Regions from separate parts of the Homo sapiens genome. Here region 2 is linked to region 1. Evidence: chromatin contacts called from ENCODE Hi-C or POLR2A ChIA-PET data. All regions are on one chromosome and are shown on one strand. The core of a region is the stretch at or near the end of the contact, and the rest is flanking DNA. Distances in the headings are between cores, read along the strand shown.

Evidence for each region. Hi-C counts contacts between places; a loop is a spot of excess contacts on that map. ChIA-PET counts read pairs that join two places held with the same protein, here RNA polymerase II (POLR2A). Pooled maps may share reads with other maps.
Region 2: a pooled map shows a loop between it and region 1 (8-fold over the local background). The contact joins two enhancer-like sites. A Hi-C loop is called at or near these places in 3 of 37 single-sample maps with no recorded cell type and 8 of 50 pooled maps. POLR2A ChIA-PET finds 5 or more read pairs at or near these places in 2 of 52 experiments (T-cell and activated T-cell).

What each region holds. Positions count from the first base shown.
Region 1 is chr7:106,765,154-106,772,105 of GRCh38, forward strand. No RefSeq gene overlaps it. Among named protein-coding and RNA genes, the nearest start is that of LINC02577, 6.4 kb to the right of the region's middle. Within about 2 kb of position 3,023, at least 4 of the 41 ENCODE cell types and tissues checked have a DNase peak (open chromatin) inside an H3K27ac peak, as active enhancers do.
Region 2 is chr7:107,121,803-107,128,829 of GRCh38, forward strand. It overlaps PRKAR2B (protein kinase cAMP-dependent type II regulatory subunit beta), which reads left to right. Exons shown (of 11, transcript NM_002736.3): 3 at 150-202; 4 at 6,410-6,493. Among named protein-coding and RNA genes, the nearest start is that of HBP1, 44 kb to the right of the region's middle. Within about 2 kb of position 4,834, at least 6 of the 41 ENCODE cell types and tissues checked have a DNase peak (open chromatin) inside an H3K27ac peak, as active enhancers do.

The DNA.
Region 1 (6,952 bases), core at 1,773-4,272:
ATTGCAAGAGTTCAGCCCCCTTTGCACACTCACTTGCTCTTCCGCCTTCCACCAGGGGATGATGCAGCATGAAGACCCTCACTAGATGCCAGTGCCATGCTCTTGACTTCTCAATCTCCAGAACTATGAGCCAAATAAATTTATTTTCTTTATAAATTACCCAGCAGAAAACAGACTAAGACACAAGCCCTCAGCAAGACCAAAATCTATATTCTCACCATTGGTATCACTATCTCACATTGAATGGTATAAAGAAAGGCAATGTGGGCCGGGTGTGGTAGCTCACACCTTTAATCCCAGCATTTTGGGAGGCTGAGGTGGGAGGATTACTTGAGCACCGGAGTTCAAGATCAGCTTGAGTAACATAGGGAGACCTTATCCCTACCAAAAAAAATGAAAAAAAAAAATTGCTGGTCATGGTAGTGTGCCTATGGTCCTAGTTACTCAGGAGGCTGAGGTGGGAGGATCACTTGAGCCTGAGAGATCAAGTCTGCACTGAGCTATGATTGCACCACTGCACTCCAGTCTGGGTGACAGAGGAAGACCCTATCTTTAAAAAAAAAAAAAAAAAAAGTAAAGCTTCTGCATAATTGTTCCTCTTTGCAGTAGGTGTTATTGGGGTCCTACTCAGGTCCTGTTTATCTGGTAAATGCCTGCATTCCCCAGCTGTGTGAATGTTGGCTGTTGGCAACTCACAGCTGTACCCCTAACCTAAGAATAGCCTTCAGCAGAGCTGTCTTGCCTAGAAATGCCTGTAAGGCGTATGCCTCCCTACCCAACACACACACCCTCCATAGGCAGCACACAGGCAATGACTGACTGATGAAGAAGCACAAAAGACCCAAGGAAGGACAATTCTGTGATACCATTCATGCCCCAGAACTCCCGCAGGATCAGGTTGGGGTCAGACTTTAGCGTACACGCATCTTTGCCCAGCTTCCTCCCCTCCCGTCCCCTGCTCAGCTTACTCCTCTACTGGCTTCTCCTGAACCCACTCCCTTAATGAGTCACTCCATTTCAGGCTCTCCTACTAGAGAACCTGACCTAAGGCACTTGCCTTGAACATTTCCAGAAATAGAGCTGTCTGCCTCACAAGGCATGCCATTCTGTTTTTGGACAGCTCTGATCATTAGAAAAGTTTTATTATTTTATTAGGATCACACTGCCTCTGTAATCTCCACACATGAGTCTATGTAGAGTAAGTCTAATCCCTTTTCCACATGACGGCCTCTCAGATATTGGGGCAGGGGGGATTCCTTCTTAAATCTACTTTATTTTTAGGCTATGAGAAAAAAGGGGGAGCTTTTTTAAAAAGTTTTTTAAAAACTATACAATAATATTCTAACTCAGAGTAATGTCTGCCTGACAACAAAATTGCATGAAGCAAATAATGAAAAGTCAGCCAGAAGAAAATCTGAAGAAGCTTATTTCAAATCCACTGGGTGCCAGGGGCAGAGAGAGGGGGTGGGGCAAAAAGACGTACCCAGCACAAGAGTGAAGAAGAGATCAAATCTCAGGAAAAGATAAATCAGACATAAACTACTCAAAACCAGACACAATGAAAGACTGCAAGGATCCCACAGAAGAGAAACCTTATAATTCTCCAGAGATGATGTCATAGAAGTAGACCTAAAAAAACTCTAGGACTCAAATGTGTATATGTCACATGCACACCGTATCCATACTTTGAAGATTTTTAGATAAGGATTGGTAAACACTGTCTCAGGATCATTGAGACTTACTGATGAGATGCATACCTGGAATACAACATTAAAAGAGCATGCATACCTTGTTCAAAAGGAAAACGTTTCCTCGAAAGGATAGGATAGGAAAATTGTATGTCAAGAATATATATATTCCAATGGAAATTTAAAATCTGAGAGTAGAAGTATTTAAAAGGGGATAAACCCGGAAAGAGATGGAAGTAGTATCTTTGAAGGACTGTAATACAGATACCCAGCACATGAAGGAAATTGGGTAAAACAATCCTAGATAGCTCTCATGAGCAGGGCAAAGTCAGAGATAACCAGGTCCATGCATGTTTGTGTCTCCACAATGTCAGATTTTTACTGATGCTATTTTAACCACAAAAGCCACAAGCTACATGGAGTTCTCAAGAAGGCAACTCTCTCCTTAGTACTTCTCGTTCACTCCGTAGTCAGAGCACACAGCTCAAGCCACTCCACAAGTCAGTCAACATTGCAAACCATATATAGTAGTATATTTCATCAACATATAAATGTTAAGATTAAACATTCCACACCAAAGTAATATTTAACATCAAGAGAAAGGGAATAGGAAAAAGGATTAATGAAGTAGTCCGAGGAAAGTGACGATGAAGACAGAAAGAATCTCCTGGTCTGTGCTCGGCGGTCCAGGAAAGGTCTTGAAAGGAAAAGTCTTTGATGTGGGCAGAGCCTTCAGCAGCAGATGCCAGGTGTTGATCACTAGTGACAGTAAGAGCATGTCAGTTAAGATGGCCGCTTTGAGCTGCTGAAGCCCTGCTCTTTTTACGACCACCAGAGGACTGATAGTGGAAGTGTGTGCTTGTTTATGCCCTTATCTGGTTGGATGCAGTCTTTATTTATTACAAATTTATTAAGCAAACATCGTATCCCTGTTGGCAAAATGTCCCGTGAAATGTAAGATGGAGTCTTTTTTTTAAGATGGAGTTACTTATGTCAAGGGTGCTCAATACAATAGCCTTTGTTGGGGCTTTATAACTTAAAATGTGCTTTCTCACATTTTCTTCAATCTCAGAGAAGACTTATCAGATGAATAATACATTATCATTATTTTATGGAAGTTATAAGTGATTAATTGACCATGCCCTGTTAAATTAAGTTTAGCCTAAAGCTGCCTCCTTACATATTTTTAAGTTGAGGCTAAAGGTTTCTCTGCACATAGTGAACTGTAACCTAACTGGATGTATCAACAGACTGTAACTTGCTCTTGTACCCATCACTGAGCTTCAGCCAATTGCAGATGGCCAACTGTTTAAACCACGTTCAAATAAGACAAACATCAAGCTGTAACAATCCAGCTGTTCCTATTCCTCACTTCTGTTTCACTTTCATTTTTCTGTTCATAAATCCTTTTCACGTGAGTCTGTCTGAATCTATTCTGGTTTGGGGATTGCCCAGTTCATGAAACATTCTTTGCTCAATTAAACTCTGTTAAATTTAGTTTGTCCAAAATTTTTCTTTTAGCAGCTGCAGATCGCCCAACTCATCGGTGGTAGGTCTAAGACTCGAGCATGGGTCTTTAAGCCTAAAGTCTATATTCTTGCCACATAGCCATGCTATCTTCTGATACATGTAGCAAAACTGCTACAGAATTGGCCACCTGGAACCAGTTAGTGGTATCCTGCTATTAACCACATGTATTGGTTACCTGATGCTGCCATAACAAATCACCACAAACTAGGTGGCTTAAAACAACAAAAAATTATTATCTCAGTGTTGGCAGCTAGTAGTCTGCAACTAAGGTGCTGGCAGGTTGATGTTTTCCTCTGACGCCTCTAGGGAACCTTCCTTGCCTCTTCCTAGCCTCTAGCAGTTGCTTGCCACCCTTGGTGCTCCCTGGCTTCTAGATGCATCACTGCAGTCTCCACCTACGATCTTCTCCCTGTCTGTGTCCCTGTGTCCCAATGCTCCTCTTTTTATAAGGATCCAGTTATATTGAATTTAGGGCCCATTCTAATCCAGTATGACCTCGTCTTAACTTGATTACATCTGCAAAGACTGTATTTTCAAATAAGGTCATATTCACAGGCTCCAGGTGAACATAAGCTGGGGAAAGGCACACATTCAACCCAGCGCACAGCAGACGGAGAGTTTGTTCTTGGTTTGGGTTACTGACAATTTTCCCTCAGCAGGTAAAGGAATACATTTAGGAAATTTTTGTCCTGGATTCCAACAAGAAAGAAGGAGGTGTCAAATGCAGAAACAAGCAAACCTTGGAATAAAATGGCCTTGATGTTTATAATAGTGAAAAAGGTAATGGTCAGACCTTCAGAAAGGGGGCTTCATAAAAAGTAAGGAAAATAATAGTGCCCAAGGGAATATGTTTAGAAGAGGAATGTAGACTCTGAAAACAGGATTACTTGAGCATTACAAAAATGATCCTGTTTAGGAGGAAAGATATGCTGTCTGGAAAGAAAATATAATAGAAATAATCTCAGATAATTGACCATAAACAAGCTTGTGCTGAAAACATAAACAGCAAGAATAGAATAATAGTCTAGGAGCACACAGTTCTCAGAGAGGAGGTAAAAGGAGGGTTAGATCTGGAGTAGTAAGACTCGAGGTTCCTATGGCTCAGAGGACGGATGGGGTGGACAGACCCAAGCATGCGATAAAAGAAAGGGAAAATTTGTTTAGAGTATTATGAGAATAAAGTCTTAAAATAAAGTAGGGGCGGAGATAAATACTAAAGACAGCAAGAAAGCTGTTTTTCTTTTTAATCTCCGTAGCCAAGAAAAGATCTGGGAAGAAAAACCTATGCTGTATCTCAGACAATATCACCTTAGGCCAAGCATGGTGGCTGACACCTGTAATCCTAATGCTTTGGGAGGCCAAGGCAGGAGGATCACTTGAGCCCAGGAGGACCTCTTGCCCACCAGCCTGGGCAACAAAGTGAGACTCCATCTCTACAAAACTTTGTAAAAAATTAGCCAGGTGTGGTAGCACACGCCTGTGTTCCCAGCTACTCGGGGCTGAGGTGGGAGGATCACTTGAGCCCAGAAAGTAAACCCTCACTAGCCATGTTCACTCCACTGCACTCCAGCCTGGGCCACAGAGCAAGACCTTGTCTCAAAAAAAAAAAAAAAAATTACAATATAACCTTAACAAATGATAACATAATCAAAGAACCATTCAATTTTCTGCTTCCTTCCATATTCTAAGAGAGATGAACATCAATTTTGAAGCAAACATTATGAAGAGAGAATTAAAACCTACAATAGAAAAAGAGATAGTAAGAGAAATCTTCACTTACTCTGAATGACTTCAAAACTTCTGTTAATACAAATTCTATCCCAAAGTATCAAAAGAGTTTGCAGATGAGATCAGAGAACTGCTCCTGAGAATCAAGGAGAATGGAAAAGGTGACTAATGGCTGGAAAATGTTTCTACTTCTAAAAATAGTGAAAGAATGAGATCTGTATGTAAACTGATGAGCCTCATGCAGACGCCAAACAAAATTCTAAAATGGATGATTTGTAGGCAAGATACAGTAAACAAATACTAACCAGTGTGAATTCACTAAGAACAAGTCATGCCAACCAGTCTCACTTCTTTTCTTAGATTTGGTTGCCTGTGTGTCAGGAGGAAGGCATGCACATGGTATGCCTTGGTTTTAGCATAGCATTTGCCAAATATCGTGATGCACACCTTTTGTTGTTAAGATGGAGGAATGAGGGCCCAGGTAACAGCAAGATGACTGGTGGTTTGCTGCATAGTTAGGCATTCAATGTCACCCAAAGAATATTGGCCAAAGACTTGACTTCCACCTTAAAAGGCAAACTCCAAGAATTTATGATTTGCTCATTTCTGTTCAATATTTTTGTCAAAAACATGAAAACCACAGAATGCATGTTTATGAATATTTCAATTTAAAAATTAGGGAGACAGAGCTAATACACGAGGAGACAATTCAAAACTATTTCTTCATATAGAAATCAGGCCCAAAACAAAGAAAATACAAATTATTTGGGATAAACATAAGGCCAAAAAAAAAGAGAGAGACAGAGAGACTAATAATACCAATAGCTTACATTTATTGAACAGTTACTATGCATTATATAGTCACATGCCATATATACATATGTTTTGAGACTGGATCTTGCTCTGTTGCCCAGGCTGGAGTGCAATGGCACAATCTTAGCTCACTGCAACCTCCCCGTCCCAGGCTCAAGCAGTCCTCCCACCTCAGCCTCCCGATAGCTAAGACTACAGGCACGTCACCATGTTTGGCTAATTTATATATATTTCATAAAGATGGGGCTTCATCATGTTGCCCAGGCATTATATTTTTTAACCTCATAACCACCACATTATCATTAGAATTATTGCTTTTAAAATTTATCAGCGAGGAAGCTAAGCCTGAGGGGCTAAGTAATTTCTGCAATTTATAGTTAGTAAGTGGCCAAGACTTAAATCCAGGTGTGCCTAAATTCAGGGCTTATGGTTTTAGCAACTTTACTAGTCTCATCAATGCAGGAATGGAGGTTACTTGGCATTAACTTATTTTGAGTTTTAATTGAAAACACCCAGATAAAAGTGTTAATATTGCACAGTAGCCACTTAATAATGCTATCTTCTTTCTTACTACAACATTGAAAATTTAGGAGAAACTTGATAGTTGAATTCAAATAATTTAAGAATTGATAAAATCTATGTAACTCAAAACAAAAAAAACTAAGATTACAGTTAAAAATTACACTGTGATATATATATATCATATATATATGATGGAATATAGGCAATGACTTATTTATGTTAAAAGATGGAAGAAACATAGATCAGTGTAGTTAAAGCCCAGTGTAGTTCAACCATATATATATGATATATATATGATGGAATATATATATATATATATCATATATACATAATGGAATTATATACATGATATATATCACATATATATGATGGAATATATATATATATATATATATATATATATATATATATATATATATATATCTCGCAGTTTCTTTATCCACTAATTGATTGATTGGCATTTGGGTTGGTTCCATGATACATATATCATATATACATGACGGAATATATATATCATATAATATATATAATATATATATCATATGATATATATATACATATATTATATATATCATATGATATATATAATACATATATTATATATATATCATATGATATATATAATACATATATTATATATATATCATATAATATATATAATACATATATTA
Region 2 (7,027 bases), core at 3,584-6,083, 360 kb after region 1:
TGGGGGGTAGACTGCTTCTCCTGGTTGAGGTGAATTAATGGTTTTTTATACCGTGGTACTCTTTTTGTTCATTAAGTGTTAACGATGTACTCATTGTAGTATGGTTTTTGATGAAACAATCTTTAAGATGTTCATTTTTGTTTTTATAGTATGTGCAGAAGCTTATAATCCTGATGAAGAAGAAGATGATGCAGAGTCCAGGGTATGTAATTTACTGAATGAATGAATTTTAAATTGATGCCCTTGTCATATATAAGGAAAATAATCATAGAAAAGATTTAACAGGCATGTAGGTTAACAGGAGACATAATGGAATTATTTTGACTGTTTCTTTTCCTAGTCTCATCTCCAATAGCCTACTCCTGCTGTGAGTCTTGCAGAATTATTTTTATCCAGAGAGTATTTCTCTTTACAAAATGTATCCTGGTGATGAAAAGTGTTTTCAGCTGTCTTTCTCATAGTGATAATATTATTTTTCTTAGACAGTGTTTCTAGTAAACAAAAATACTGGGAAAGACCTTCTACGCCTATTAATTTATAACAACGGAAAGTTACTCTGAAACAAACAAATCACGGTAAAATCACATCCAGTGTGTCAGTACAGCAGTTAGGATTATTTTTTAAATCTGTGAGTCTTCATAGTTTGCTCAGCAGCTGACTTCTTGCAGGCCCTAATGTTTTTGTAAGAATTTGTCCACTGTGATTTCAGCAGTTTTTAAGCTATGTCTTTCAGCTCAGTTCTACTATTTATTTAGTAAAAAGTAAACTAAAAGATGACTATGCCTGGAAATGGAAAGTAGTAATTTCTGCGTCACCCTCCCCCCCTTTTTTTGAGTACATGTGTTGCAAAAGTGCCTCTTGTTTCTTTGGCCTTAAACAGTATAAACAAAAACTTATTTTTGTAGCTCTGAAAAGTACATAAGTAAGATTGAGGTTTCATGTGGAGAAGCAGCTACTACGTCCCTAAGTCGTTACATCATTAAGCTCCTTGAAACTTATGTAAAATCCAGTGGTATCAGGAGGCTTACAACGTGGAAGATCTTGAAATCTCATTTTATTCCTGGACCCATGGGGATTCCCACTACCAGGGTTGTGGAAGCTCATTTCTCACTATTAGAACTTCAGTTCTTTTCATGAAGTTTATAAATCCTAGCCTGGAAATGATGTTGTTTTAGGATTAAGGTATTTTTACTAATCTGTGATGTGCTGTTACCCCTCTGTATAGTCTGAAAAACTAGACCTTGCCTACCGTATACTTTATGTATCTAGCAGAAACAATACCGGGTGGCAATGAAGACAACATGCTTCTTTATATTTGTGTATAAATGAGTATGATAAAATTTAGTAATTGAGATCAGAGCAATCGAGATGAGCTGGTTTAAATTAATAAAAACCTAAATTAATGAACATTTGCAATACAGTTTAAAAACAATATGCAGTATCTCATTGATTCAAAAGCTGTTAGGCCTTGAATTTTAGCTGCCATTTAATTGATGAGGTAAATAAAGTGTTTTGGCAGGTTCACTCCAGCTAATTTCTAATAGTTTTGTTGGGGAGGCTATACCAGTTAAGATTCATTTGACTGTGTAAAACCTCACCCTATGGAGACAAATGTGAAAAAGAAAACACTGGGGAGAGATTATCAGACAAATGCTTGGAGATCATATTGAACTGCAGAAAGCGTTCAAAGGCCAAGCTGTAGGCCTGGCAGGCAGGAGCCAGCCCGCCTCTGGTGTCCATCAAGAGCAAGAGTGTAAGACTTAGCGTAGTGTCTTTGAAACGGGTTCAGCTACCCATCTCTATTACTGTGTCTCTCAGTTCAAAATTCCAATTTCCAAAGAGTTTCTGATGGACCCAGCTTTGGCCCAGGGTAGGGCCAGGGTCAAAAAGTCCAACCTACTTGGGAACCACTTCTGTAAATAAGGGCAGTTACTAGAGGAGGAGGAATCTTTGTGGGGTGTGTATTTACCCTAAGATCTGTCCCCTGTAACACCTTTTAAAGTTATATTTAATAGTTTTTTTGTTAATGTATTATATGTTTGATTATAGCAAAGTACTTTTAGGTTATCAATTAGGTTGAGTATTCTCTCCTCTAAATGTGTTACTAAAAACTATACTTACTTTAGTCTCAACAACTATGAAGCAAACCATACCACATGCTTGGGAATGATTATTACAGATTTCAAAATTATTTAGATGTAGAAGGATATTGGGAAATATCTATGAGGAAAATGTATACTATATTGTGATAAAATTACATTTCATTTGGACATTTTGTATTACTTCTGAGACTCACCAAATCAGTAAGTCTGTAGTATAAACAGAAATTTATCGTCTGATATGAATTCAAAGAAAATGTAAATACTTAAGACTCATTTTGGAAAATAACAGATTTTAGTTGGAATGCCTTTAATAAATGAAAATGTAAGGGTTATCTAGATCTAGCATGTAGAAACTGGTAGAGAAGAGCTAATAAGGGTAGAGTATTTCTTATGTTTCTCCACAAAAATTTTTTGGAGTTCCACCTGTATATCTGGCCTGGTGCTAGGTGTAAAGTGGTGAGCAAATGGACAAGTCTCTGCCCTCTTGGAGCTTACAGTCTAGTGGCAGAAGCAGACAAGTGAATAAATTAGTGAAAAGTTAAAAAACATGAAGTGCTAAAGAAACAGTGAAACAGTGTAGGAATCAAAACACAGCCCCCAAGCCTCTGGGTCAAGTGATTCTCATGCCTCAGCCTCCCGAGTAGCTGGGACTACAGGCATGCACCACCACATACCTGGCTAATTTCTGTATTTTTAGTAGAGATGGGGTTTCGCCCTGTTGGCCAGGCTGGTCTTGAACTCCTGGCCTCAAGTGATCCACTCACCTTGGCCTCCCAAACTGTTAGGATTACTGGCGTGAGCCACTGTGCCTGACCGATATACAGTGTTCTTTAAAGAAAATGTCTAAGTTAAAACCTTACTTGTTAACTGTTTTTCTAATTTTTTTTTTTTAATGGAAAGGCAGCAGAAATTTAGAGCAGAAGTTGGCAAACTTTTTTTGGTAAATTTTTTTTTAACTGAAAAATGCACTATTTTCAGAGAGTAAATATTTTAGGCTTTGGGGAGTCATGGGGTCTCCTTTGCAACTACTCAGTTCTGCTATAGTAGCTTGAAAGCAGCTGTAGGTAATACATCAATGAAAGGCATGTCTGTTGGGTTACATTAAAACTTTATGACGCTTGAATTTGAATTTAATATAGATTTTATGTGTCAGGAAATATTATCATTTGTTTGATTTTTTTTCCCCCAGTCATTAAAAAAATGTAAAATTATTCTTAGCCTAGAGGCCATACATACAAAAACAGCTTTGCCTGCAGGTGTAGTTTGCTGATCCCTGGTTTAGAATATAGACTCTGTAGCTGGCCTGGCTGGCATGAATTCTGGCTCTGCACCTTGTGGACTGGATGACATTGGACAAGTGATTTGGGCAAGTTGATTTCCTTAACTCTAAATTTCTTAACCTGCTTCATGGGATCTGTCACTAGGATAAAATGAGTTAATATTAGTAAAGCCCTTAGAATAGTACCTGGCATGTATTTATGCTATGTTTGTTTAACAAATAAAATTTTTATCTGAAATCAGGAATGAATTTTAATGAAAACCAAAGTGGCCTCTAGTACACTAAAATCACACTTTGGGTGTATTGCTGAGGCCTCAGTGATCCAGAGAGAGATCCCTTAGGTGGGATCATGCTAAGCCCCAGAGGAAAAATGTAGGAGAGCATCTTCAGAGCAGGTGGCTGCAGTACAGAGGAGCTGGAGTGTCAGAGACCACACCCGCTTTCTGGCTGTTTACTTTCCCCAGTGAAGAGGGATTTTACCGACGAGGTTAATTACAGAGAGTGGACTCTGAGTGCTGAGGAGTAATGGCAGGGTGAGGGAAAAGGGAAACAGGAGGAGAGCAGTAGACCATAGTGATGGAGGTGGGGCTGAGAAAAAAAATACTACTTAGAAATGGTGATTGGGCTGGGTGCAGCGGCTCATGCCTGTAATCTTAGCAGTTTGGGAGGCCAAGGCGGGTGGATCATGAGGTCAGGAGTTTGAGACCAGCCTGGCCAAGATGGTGAAACCCTGTCTCTAATAAAAATACAAAAATTAGCTGGGCACAGTGGCAGGCACTTGTAATCCCAGCTACTCAGGAGGCTGAGGCAGGAGAGTCGCTTGAACCCAGGAGGCAAAGGTTGTAGGGAACCGAGTGCACCACCACTGCACTTTAGCCTGGGTGACAGAGCAAGACTGTGTCTTAAAAAAAAAAAAAAAAAAAAAAGAGGCCAGGCGCGCTGGCTCACGCCTGTAATCCCAGTACTTTGGGAGGCTGAACTGGGCAAATCACGAGGTCAGGACATCAAGACCATCCTGGCTAACATGGTGAAAACCCGTCTCTACTAAAAATACAAAATACAAAATACAAAAAAAAAAAAAAAAAACCAAAGCCAGGCGTGGTGGCAGGCACCTGTAGTCCCAGCTACTCAGGAGGCTGAGGCAGGAGAATGGCGTGAACCCGGGAGGCGGAGATTGCAGTGAGCTGAGATCGCACCACTACACTCCAGCCTGGGCAACAGAGTGAGAATCTGTCTCAAAAAAAAAAAAAAAAAAAAAAAGTCGTCATTGGTACGAGAGGTAGCAGGAAGAAGAGAGAAGAGGAAAAAGCTGGATTTCTGTGTGAAGGCTTATAGGAATTGAATGGGTTGGAGAGAAAGACATAAAGTTGACCAGAGCGAAGCAGGTGCACGATACTGATGCCTGATGCACTCTCCTCTCCCCCCTTTCCTTTCTGAGAACAGCTTCTCAGCAGGCAGACATCTCGGTTGCTTTGGTTTGAAGTTCTAGATGGATTTTGTGAAGTGAGAAATGACTTTCTGTTTTGTTTTAGTGTGTTAGCCTTCCTTATTTGAAGTAGGAGGAAGTGAAGTTTGGTTGGTGTGGTTTGGTTAATACCTGAATTTTAAAGGTTTCTTATGCAGCAGTGAATGAGAAGTCCCTGGGATCTACTTTGTCTGTGTTTGTGTGTCATCTTAGAATCTAGTTTGAGATGAATATTGGGCAGATAGTAAACAAAGGTTTACATCTACCTTACCCTTAGAGGGGAAAGTGCAGTGACCCTTTCTCTTACTAGCTAGTAGTTCTTTCATGTAGTCTTTACATAATGCAAATAAATGGTATATATATCAATAGTTTACATATAAATAGTTTAGCAATACTATAAGTTTCCCCAATTCTTTTCAGGCTTATAATTTTCATTAATTTTTAGCCATCTGATGTGGTTTGAAATGCTGATTTAAATTTCCCATTGTGAGTTTTGATGTTTGTGGCTATAAACTCCACTGCTGCCTGATTCTGTGAGCTCTGATGCTCTGATGGTAGGGCAGGCTGCCTGAAGAGGCAAGGTACCTGCCCATCAGCTCTTGTGGTCACTCTTTGAGTGAGCATTGGAATAGGAAAGGGTGGTGTGTAGGTCTTCAGGAAAACCAACTCCGTGTCTGCTGCTTTTAGGACTACCCCTTGCCCCTCTAACTCATTTTATAGTTACAAACTGTTCATGTTCACAAAAGAGTGGACCTTTTGGTCCAAGTCAGTTGAGCCTCCTGCTAGTGAAAAGGGACTCGAGAGATAGCAAGCCACACTTACACACACGGCATTCTGCCACTCTTCACACTCTAGAATACAAGTTTAGTGAGAATATAGCACACTAGTTTCCTTGAGTTCCTTCTGAAATCAGTGCACCAGCCAGCCTCCTTGGACTCTTTTTCCCTGGAACACATATTCTCTTGGAGTGGCAGTGCATGATTGTTTGCTCCCTTCTAAAAATCACTTGCTCGCTGTGGGGCAGGTACATACCACATGTGTAAAAATATATTCGGCATCTAATGCCATATACATTTAAACATTTTACTTCTTTCCAGGGACCTTATCAAGATTCAAAAGAAAGAATTACATCCTGAAAGAGTATTAAACTCAGTAGAAACAGAATGACAGCAGTCCAAATTTTCAGTGTAGCTGCTGGCACCTGTTGTCCTTTTGTACGGGTCCCCACTGGCTGGGAGCTTTGGAATCTTCCTAGCCAGTCACAGTTGTGTGCATAATGAACTTGCTAACCTAGGGGAAAATATGCTTTTGAAAAACATTTCAGTGCTATATTGATGAATGGATACCAACCTCCCCCGAACAAGGTGAATTATGTTCCCCTACTTGGTAGGCTCATAAGTTACCAGTCACCAAAAGTGAATCTCAGCACCAACCTGAAGCAAACTTGAGCGCTAACAGTTCTTCTTTCTAATGTTGGTTCTGATTTTTGTTAGTTTTTAAAATCTCTTTGAGTGAGATGGTATTGGCTAATGTCTTTGTTTTTTAAATCTGATGTCCTTTTAGATTATACATCCAAAAACTGATGATCAAAGAAATAGGTTGCAAGAGGCTTGCAAAGACATCCTGCTGTTTAAGAATCTGGATCCGGTAAGATAAATCTTAATAATAGAAATGGCTTTGTTTTTTCCCCCAGTGACAGTGTCAAGAACTGTACAGGGTCTTGAGTTTTGCCCTCTTTGTAAGCTGATCACCCTGGGGTGATGGTAAAGGCCCCCTTGCGGATGCTTGAATGCACAGTAGGTTGAACTGCAGGAGAGGAATATTGAGTTTGGGGGAATATACTGCTGTTGGAGCAAGAAGTAAAGAAGCCTGAGGTGTTTGTCCTGTGGAAGATATTCTCTCATCTCTCAAGATGTTATCTCAGGGCTACAAAAACAGCCCTGAGAAATGGCACAGGTAAAAAGATGGTAGGAACTTGCCCTCTTCGTACCCATCAGGAATATGCAGGGATGCTCAGGGCCCATGGAGGATTGTTTCTCTTTACAGCCAGTGGTAGTAATTATATTTGAATGTGTATAAACTCATTATCTGTGTATTATACAGATTAAAAGTAATATTTCACTTGGCTTTAAGGTGAGGTTTTTTTTTTTTTTTTTTGGTCCTTTATAAGGATTTGGAAAT